2 separate regions of the Homo sapiens genome follow, and region 2 is linked to region 1. Evidence: read pairs that join two places in POLR2A ChIA-PET (ENCODE). Cell type or tissue: endothelial cell of umbilical vein. All regions are shown on one strand. Region 1 overlaps CUBN (cubilin). Region 2 overlaps VIM (vimentin).

Region 1 (4,000 bases):
ATAAAAATTAGAGACTACCGCATGAAATTCCAGGGAAAGGAATGGAAGATTTCTTGGCAAAATATGCATTTCTCAATTTGACCTAATGAAGTTAAACTTTTCAGCATTTATTCCTTTCATTGTATTTTTCCTATTACTTAATTTCTCATTATTACTATGCCCTTTGCAAATGAAGTATAGGAAACAAATCCCTTTTGCAGGCACAGTCTTTGAGGTAAGATGTGAACCAGAGATGCTCCCAGCCCCAAGAGCCTGTGCATGGGATTGATGAAGGAGTCATATTTCGTTAGGCTCATGTTTCCCTAGGATGTGTTGTTTTTTAGAGACTCTGAGCTTTCCTTTTGCATCATTGTATTAAAGGACCCAAATAACATCCAGCATAGACCCATAGTAGGCATATGGTGACCATGCTTCCAAGCATTTCTCCGCTTTGGGATTACCCCAGCAGCATGGTACAATTCACTGAGCTCCCTCCAGAAAGAACTGGTAGCTTTTCCTATGTTGGGACATGCACCCTGTGACACACTCTGGCATCCTGAGAACCCCAGATGCTTATCTTTTAAAGTCCCCACTCCCTAAAATAAATAAAAGTTTAAACATCTCCCACTCAAAATCTTACCCAATTTCCCATTTATTTCTCCTTCAGAGGGGCTGGCCACTACTCTTCATTTCAGGCAAAACTCTGCAGCAGTTCAAGTTCTATGTTCAAAAGCATGGCTTTAGATTTGCTCCAGAATCCTGAGTGTGAGAGAATCAATCAATACTTTTCTCCCAGGTAGGAACCTCTGCAGGAGCAGTTCATTATCCAGCTCAAGTGCAAGCACATGCGAAATGGAATCCCTGGCAGTTACAATAGGCTATGGTGTGTGATTGACGTATTCACTGGACTTCATTCAGGTGGTTAACATCCAGTGACCAAAATTGGTTTCTTAAGAAATTATAGGGTGCACACAATTTTTCATGCTGTTGTAGTTTTATCTGTCTGGTATGTTTGGCCCCAAAGCACACTGAATATTAGATCAGGATTTGGAGCAAGTCACTTGAACTCTCTAGGCCACAGTTTTCTCATCTGTAAAATTAAGGAATTGGATTTGGTAATCTTCGAGAGATGACTTCTGGCTTTAATCATCTATGAACATAATTTTAATTTGGTGCATGAATAAACTGGCTGTATCTTAGATAACATATAATACAGGCAGGGCCTCCTGAAAATGTGGAAATCTTTGTAATGATATGCAAAGTAAGACATACCTTTGTAAAACAATTCTATTACCATCCTAGCTTGTAAGGCAATATTTTGTGCAGAAAGAACCCAGAGCAGTTAAAATAATTGGGCAGGGAGGATATTAGATTTTAATTCTAAAAGTTTTCAGAAAGATAAGATACACGTAAAATAAAAATGAGTCAGGAAAAGAGATAGAAGCAAACTGGACAGGAAAGGAAACTATAAAGAAAGAGAGAAGAAAAAGCAAGCAATAAAAGTGAAGGGGAGACGATGTTTTCATAGAAACTCAAAAGATTCTCCAGCTGGCTTCCCTGTGTGATAATCATTACTTTGGCCTCTATTTGGTCTGCATAAGGCTGAAATCACAGACGAGGGAGTGTTTGCTTTCTGTCCCTGGGCTGAGCCCGGCTGGTCACTGTGCCCGCTTGTTGTTGGATGAACTCATAGGTCTGACTAACACAGTCAAGCCATTCTAAATAGCAATCAGATGACGAGATCCAGGAAGACACAACACACCTTCTGTTTATAATTCTGGAGCCTGTCACAGTTTCCCATAGATCAAGACCTGAGAGATCGGCTCTCATGCATTGCTGAGGGGGGGTCCTGCAGCATTTTTTAGGGAAGGGCTGGTGTCAGGAGACTGAGCTGGTGTTGGGCTGGTGACACCAGGTGGTGGGCTAGTACTTTAAGGCAGTGGCTAGACCTAGAAGGCAGCCAGAGTCAGAGTGAGCTGCTGGTGTGGAAACACAGAGATGCTAGGACTCATTCTTTTCAGGTGTCATCGTATGTTGGATATTTTCTGCAGAATAAAATAGCATCAGGGAAAAGCATCAAGGGAAGCTCAGTCATTTGCCCTCATCTTACTTTATTGTTCTAACAGAAGTTATTTCCAGAGCAGTAATGTTGGTATTTGGTTGTTGATTTCTAGCTCCTCAGCCCAACAGGTGTGAGTTTGCCTGCTGAAGTCTTTCTTGTCTTCATCTGATAAAGGTTAAGTTTCCGGATTTGAGTTCAGATACTTTTCCATCTGTAGTTTGTGCCATGTGGCTATGATGTCAGCCCCAAAATATGTGTTTGGGAGAAAAAAGATTGGTTTCTTGTGATTACTGGGACTTCCTCCCTTGTTACTTTGTTTCTGCCTTTATCCAGATGTGCCTGGGAAAACAGAAAGAAAAGAACTAACAAGTACAGGTTTAACAGGTTAAAACTCTTACGAAGTTCTTAGAAACTACAAGACTAAGCTTTAATTTAACGTATTAGATTTTGCTCATTCAAACTACAAAATATTTGAATCCTGAGAGACTATAATTGACTAATGTTATCAATTTAAAGTAAAATTTTATATTCTATTAACATGTATTGCATATACATTAATATATAATCCTGCTAAGAGGGAACTTTAAAAGTATAAACAGGGACAGATAAATGTACCGGATTCATTTTCAACTTTAATATTAGAGGAAAACCTATGTAACATCTAGTCCAGTGCTTTTCAAACTGCAATTCATGACTCATTCGTGAGTCATGAAATTAATTTATTCGGTTGCTACTTGTGATTGCTAAAAGTATGGAGTAGGATAGAAAGGAATAGGAGAGAAAGTATCAGAGTTTATCATACAAAGTAAGGTGCCGCTTCATGAGAACTGTTTGTAGTATCTCCGCGCATGGGTGGCTAACGTAAATGTATTTTTTAGGGTATGTCAAGAAAGTTTGAAGCACAAATCTATTCCAGTTACCTTAATTTTTAAATGAGGGAGATAGAAGTCTAGGATGTTGAATTTATCCTCCCAAGAATACATAGCTGATTGGTTTGAAAGTCAGACTAAACAACTGAGTCCCGTCTTAGAATCCATTGCTTTTGCCATGTCTAGGTTAGCTCTTAGAAACGCTCTAAATGAACTGCATATAACAGCTAGTAACATTTAATTCAGGGCTATCATCAAACTGTGGTGGATTTTTCATATTTCCTGCAAAGCGAAAACCTTCACAATTGTCCAGGGAAATGGCCAAGGATGATCCCAACAACAACAACACAGGATTAGAGATGAGCCCTACTGGGCTTTCTTGGCCTCCCTCCTTCCCAGGGCAGGGTTCCCACCTACTCATCAGTGGGTGGTTAGTGCTGTTTTTTATCAGTGATCCTGGAATGAGCTCAGAAGAGGCATCTAGCAGTGCAAAGTTAAGAAATGATGACAAACATGCCCAAAGAGGCCTTCTTTACACTAAACGGGTAAAGAGAGTTCTGTTTCTATTTTAAAACTTCAGTTTGGGAGTGTAGTGTTCTCAAATTCTAGTGTTCATAAGGAATTTGAGATGGGGGATTTTCTTGCTATAAATTCAGGCATCTGGGCCCCACCCAGAAATTCTGATTAAAATAGGTCTAGGGTGCTTGTTCGCCAAGCAATTCAAGGGGTTCTAATGAAACTTTGTAGTTTATCAAGGACTCTGAAAGTCAAGCCTTAGCATGTGAATTGCTGTAGAATTACAAGGGAGATACAATAGTGGATTGGACTGTAACTGCTCATGATGGAAAGTACTATTCATGACACAGGGAAAGGGGATGCTGTAGGGAGGTCAGAAGTCTTGGTCCTACTCTCAGCCTTGATACTAATTAGGAATACTTTTGTTTGTTTGTTTTTGGGTTTTTTTTGTTGTTGTTTTTGTTGTTTGTTGGTTTGTTTTTTGAGATGGAGTTTCACTCTTGTTGCCCAGGCTGGAGTGCAATGGCAATATCTCAGCTCACTGCAACCTCTGCCTCCTAGGTTCAAGTGATTC
Region 2 (4,000 bases), 180 kb before region 1:
TATATGTGCAGGTTTGTTACATAGATATATTGCGTAATGCTAGAGCTTGGGCTTCTATTGAACCCATCACCCAAGTACTCAACAGGTGGTTTTTCAACCCTTGCCCTCCTCCCAACCTCCTCCTTTTTGAAGTGCCCAGTGTCTGTTGTTTCCATCTGTAAAGGATATTTTTTCTTTTTCTGAGACAGAGTCTCACTCTGTTGCCCAGGCTGGAGTGCAGTGGCACAATCTCGGCTCACTGCAACCTCCATCTCCTGGGTTCAAGCAATTCTCGTGCCTCAGCCTCCCGAGTAGTTGAGATTACAGGTGTGCACCACCACCCCTGGCTAGTTTTTGTGTCTTTAGTAGAGACGGGGTTTCGCCTTATTGGCCAGGCTGGTCTTGGACTCCTGACCTCAGGGGATCCACCCACCTTGGTCACCATGCCTGGCCTCCATCTGTAAAGGATTTTTAAGAGTGGGAGTCTACTAATCTCAATAGGTATGAGCAGAACTTGCTGTCCTGGTTCTTTTCCCCTGAAAGAAAACTGTGGCTTGTTTTTCAATTTTTAAAAAAATAATAATGAGTCTGGTGTGTGAAGAAAGCCAATATGGGGCTGGGGTCTTCCCTGGATGACCCTTATAAGCCAAAGGTGGGATACAAGTGGAAGAGGAGACAGGGATCCTAGGGTTAGGAGGCTGCGGGGAACAGTGGTGAGAATGGCTAAAGAACAGAAAGCAAAACGAAAAATCAAATAGAAAAGGTTTCATAAGGGCCCAAAGACCTGGATGTTTACACTAATAAAATTAATTATGCCATTGTCCATGTCAGTTGTTTGAATATGGGGGCTGAGGGGACAGACACATTTTCTGTAAGATTATTCTAAGGGTAGCATGACCTGACCACATACAATCTATTGTCCAAACTGTTATTATTAATAATTATGCTTACACAACAGTCATAAACCAAGAATGTCCCAAGTAAACTAGAATGTAAAGTTTACTTTTACATTTAGAATTTACCTTTAGAATGGCTAGGAGTTACTTCAGCAGCCAATCCTTTTTTTCTTTATTTCTAAGACAGGATCTCGCTCTGTCACTCAGGCTGGAGTTTAGTGGTACAGTCTTGGCTCACTGAAACCTCTACCTTCCAAGCTGAAGCAATTCTACTGCCTCTGCCTCCAGAGTAGCTGGGGTTATAGGCATCCACCACCACGGCTGGCTAATTTTTGTATTTTTTGTGGAGACAGGATTTCGCCGTGTTGGCCAGGCTAGTCCGGAACTCCTGACTTCAAGTGATCCACCCGCCTCAGCCTCCCAAAGTGCTGATATTACAGGCATGAGCCACTGCATCCAGCCCCAATCCTTTCTTTATTCATGCAGTACCCACGGTAACCAAAATGATGAAAATCACAGTGAACATTCCTGCAAATGGGCAGGGCTTTGTGAGAACCATCTCACTAGTTAACTCCAGAGAGAGGCAGATGCAAACACAGAAAAATTATGACAATGTCTACCACATCATTCTCGGAGGAGAGAAGATAATAATATTTCCATAATTTGAAACTTAGAGATGTCCGAGAATGTACTCGAAGTTTTCACTCCAGAACACACATTATTGACCATTACTACACTATTGCCTCTTGGCAATACCTTCTCTCGTCTATTTATGTAAGTTCTATGCTCACACTGAGTGCTTTCTAGGGAGCTTTCCATGACTGCCCCACTTCATTTTTATTGCTCCAGACTTTGAAACCTTATTACACCTACAGTTAGCACCATGCGATTCACATGTAATAATCTCATCTCCCTGGAAGAAAAGGTAGGAGGTTTTATTTTGTGCCTAATGCCATTCTCCAAACACAAAGGTCTTTACAAATATCTGTATCTATAGATAGATGGATATAGATATAGCTATCACACACACACACAATAAAGCAGAACGGTTTCATATATTAAATCTTGGTGAACTAGGCTGAGTGTGGTGGCTCATGCCTGTAATCCCAGCTTTTTAGGAGGCCGAGGGAGGATCACTTGAGCACAAGAGTTCCAGACTAGGCTGGACAACACTTCCAGACCCCATCTCTACAAAAAATTAAAAAAATTAGCCAGGTGTGTGGCTAGTTTTGGGAAGACAACTCACATTTTAGGCTAAAGTTAGACATTCGTTTATTTGTTTTGAGTACTCCTAGCTACTGAGGAGGCTGAGGTGGGAGGATTGCCTGAGCCTAGGAGTTGTTGGCTGCAGTGAACTATGATTGAGTCACTTTACTCCAGCTTGAGTGACAAAGTGAGATCCTGTCTTAAATAAAAGAAAAACTTGGTGAACTTTTTCCATTTCTCTGCATCTTGCTAGCGGAAGATAAGCCCCTATATCTTGGCAACTTCCTATGCTTTAACTCCCAAAGTGGAATTTGTGTTACTCATATGCTATATGTACTAAAAAAAGTTTTTATTTTTTAATTTTAGGAAGTCTGTTTGTTATGATTAAAATCACAGACCTGAGCTCATTTTAGAGAGACCTATCTTCATTTTGGTACAAGTTATTTTATTCGACACCACCTATTTGTAAATGTTTTTAAGTAATAATAAAAAGAAGTGAGGTCTATCAAAAATGACAAAATTAAGAACTACATCTCAAGCATAAATAACCTGAATTTATCAACTTACATGATTGTAATGACAAATTAACTAATAGGACCAAGTAGAGAATTGTTTAGATATTATCCAATAAATAACACAACAAAAGAGTTTTTCCAAAGATTTATTGAAGCAGAACCAAGTTGGTTGGATACTTGCTGGAAAAAAAAAAGCAGTTTTAATGGTATTCAAAATACCTTTTAAAAAGTATTCTAGCACAAGATTTTTCTGTAAACTAGATTATGTTGTAAACTTTTTTCTAAATCTTGTAGGAGTGTCGGTTGTTAAGAACTAGAGCTTATTCCTATTCCAAATCTATCTTGCGCTCCTGAAAAACTGCAGAAAGGCACTTGAAAGCTGTTTCTTTAAGATATGGATTTCTTTTTTATTCTTGCTGGTAATATATTGCTGCACTGAGTGTGTGCAATTTTTATTCAAGGTCATCGTGATGCTGAGAAGTTTCGTTGATAACCTGTTTAAAAAAAAAAACCAAAATAAATATAATGCCACATGCCAAAGACTAAATTATCCTATATATCACGGCAAATAAAAATCCTGCTAAATATATGTAATTTATTGTGCAAATCAGAAGGTTATGTTGCTTCTGCATGAGTGAAAACTAGAAGGGGCAGACACACAAGACCCTCTTCCACTACAGGCAATATAAGGATCCAGTGGAATGTTGTAACTTACAAAAAGAAATTTCTTAAAAAACTGTGTTTATAAAAGATGGTATAATAGTTGTACACAATACAGCCAAGTTTAAAAGCAATTAAGACATATTAAAATGTGCAGCAGGTACATTTTAAATTTATGTGCAAGGGAAGATTTCATGATGACTACAATAAATTGCAACTATTTCTTTCCTGGCATAGGGAGGTAATAAGAAACTAAATGATCGTATGGCACATGCTTGTATTATATAGATGGGTTTAGGAATCTATAAAGTATGGAGGTAGGAAGACACCATATGTCCAGGATCAAAACATTCCTCATATTGAGGTAGTCTAGTGAAGCTGTTTCATGTAGCTGCTTTAGGAAGTGGTTTAAGGAAGCTTACTCCCACTTCAAATTAAGCACCAAAGCAAATCACTAATTCTGGAGCACAGGAAGACTGCTATCTCAACTTCACATCCAGGAGCCAAATAATTAGTTGGCTGTGTGTACTGCTGGAAGAAGAAGCCTATTCTTTTTTTAGTAGGCATGAATGAAACCTGAACCTCTCAAATTAGCCAGCTGTATCTGAGATTCAGATTCACTGATTTTAAAATATATCAACTCCTGTCTGAGATTACCCTATTTTTTCCTTAAAAGATACCAACCTGTCCATCTCTAGTTTCAACCGTCTTAATCAGAAGTGTCCTTTTTGAGTGGGTATCAAC

Evidence for each region. ChIA-PET counts read pairs that join two places held together with the same protein. Peaks named below come from ENCODE experiments on the same cell type or tissue, not always from the same donor. Only the 100,000 strongest peaks of a DNase experiment are listed, where the experiment ranks them.
Region 2: POLR2A ChIA-PET joins it to region 1 with 5 read pairs; 9 of 35 experiments call an interaction of 5 or more read pairs at or near these places.

What each region holds. Positions count from the first base shown.
Region 1 is chr10:17,060,959-17,064,958 of GRCh38, reverse strand. The region is part of intron 22 of CUBN (cubilin); the gene reads left to right. Among named protein-coding and RNA genes, the nearest start is that of CUBN, 67 kb to the left of the region's middle. RefSeq lists an enhancer at 1,507-2,706. In endothelial cell of umbilical vein, no CTCF peak of the experiment used is centred here; DNase peaks (open chromatin) are centred at 1,718, 2,268 and 2,758; H3K27ac peaks cover 3,510 bases.
Region 2 is chr10:17,236,320-17,240,319 of GRCh38, reverse strand. VIM (vimentin) reads right to left here. Exons shown (of 10, transcript NM_003380.5): 9 at 3,941-4,000; 10 at 2,727-3,090. The coding sequence ends at 3,049. Among named protein-coding and RNA genes, the nearest start is that of VIM-AS1, 8.3 kb to the right of the region's middle. RefSeq lists a silencer at 1,256-1,550. In endothelial cell of umbilical vein, no CTCF peak of the experiment used is centred here; DNase peaks (open chromatin) are centred at 1,559 and 2,209; H3K27ac peaks cover 663 bases.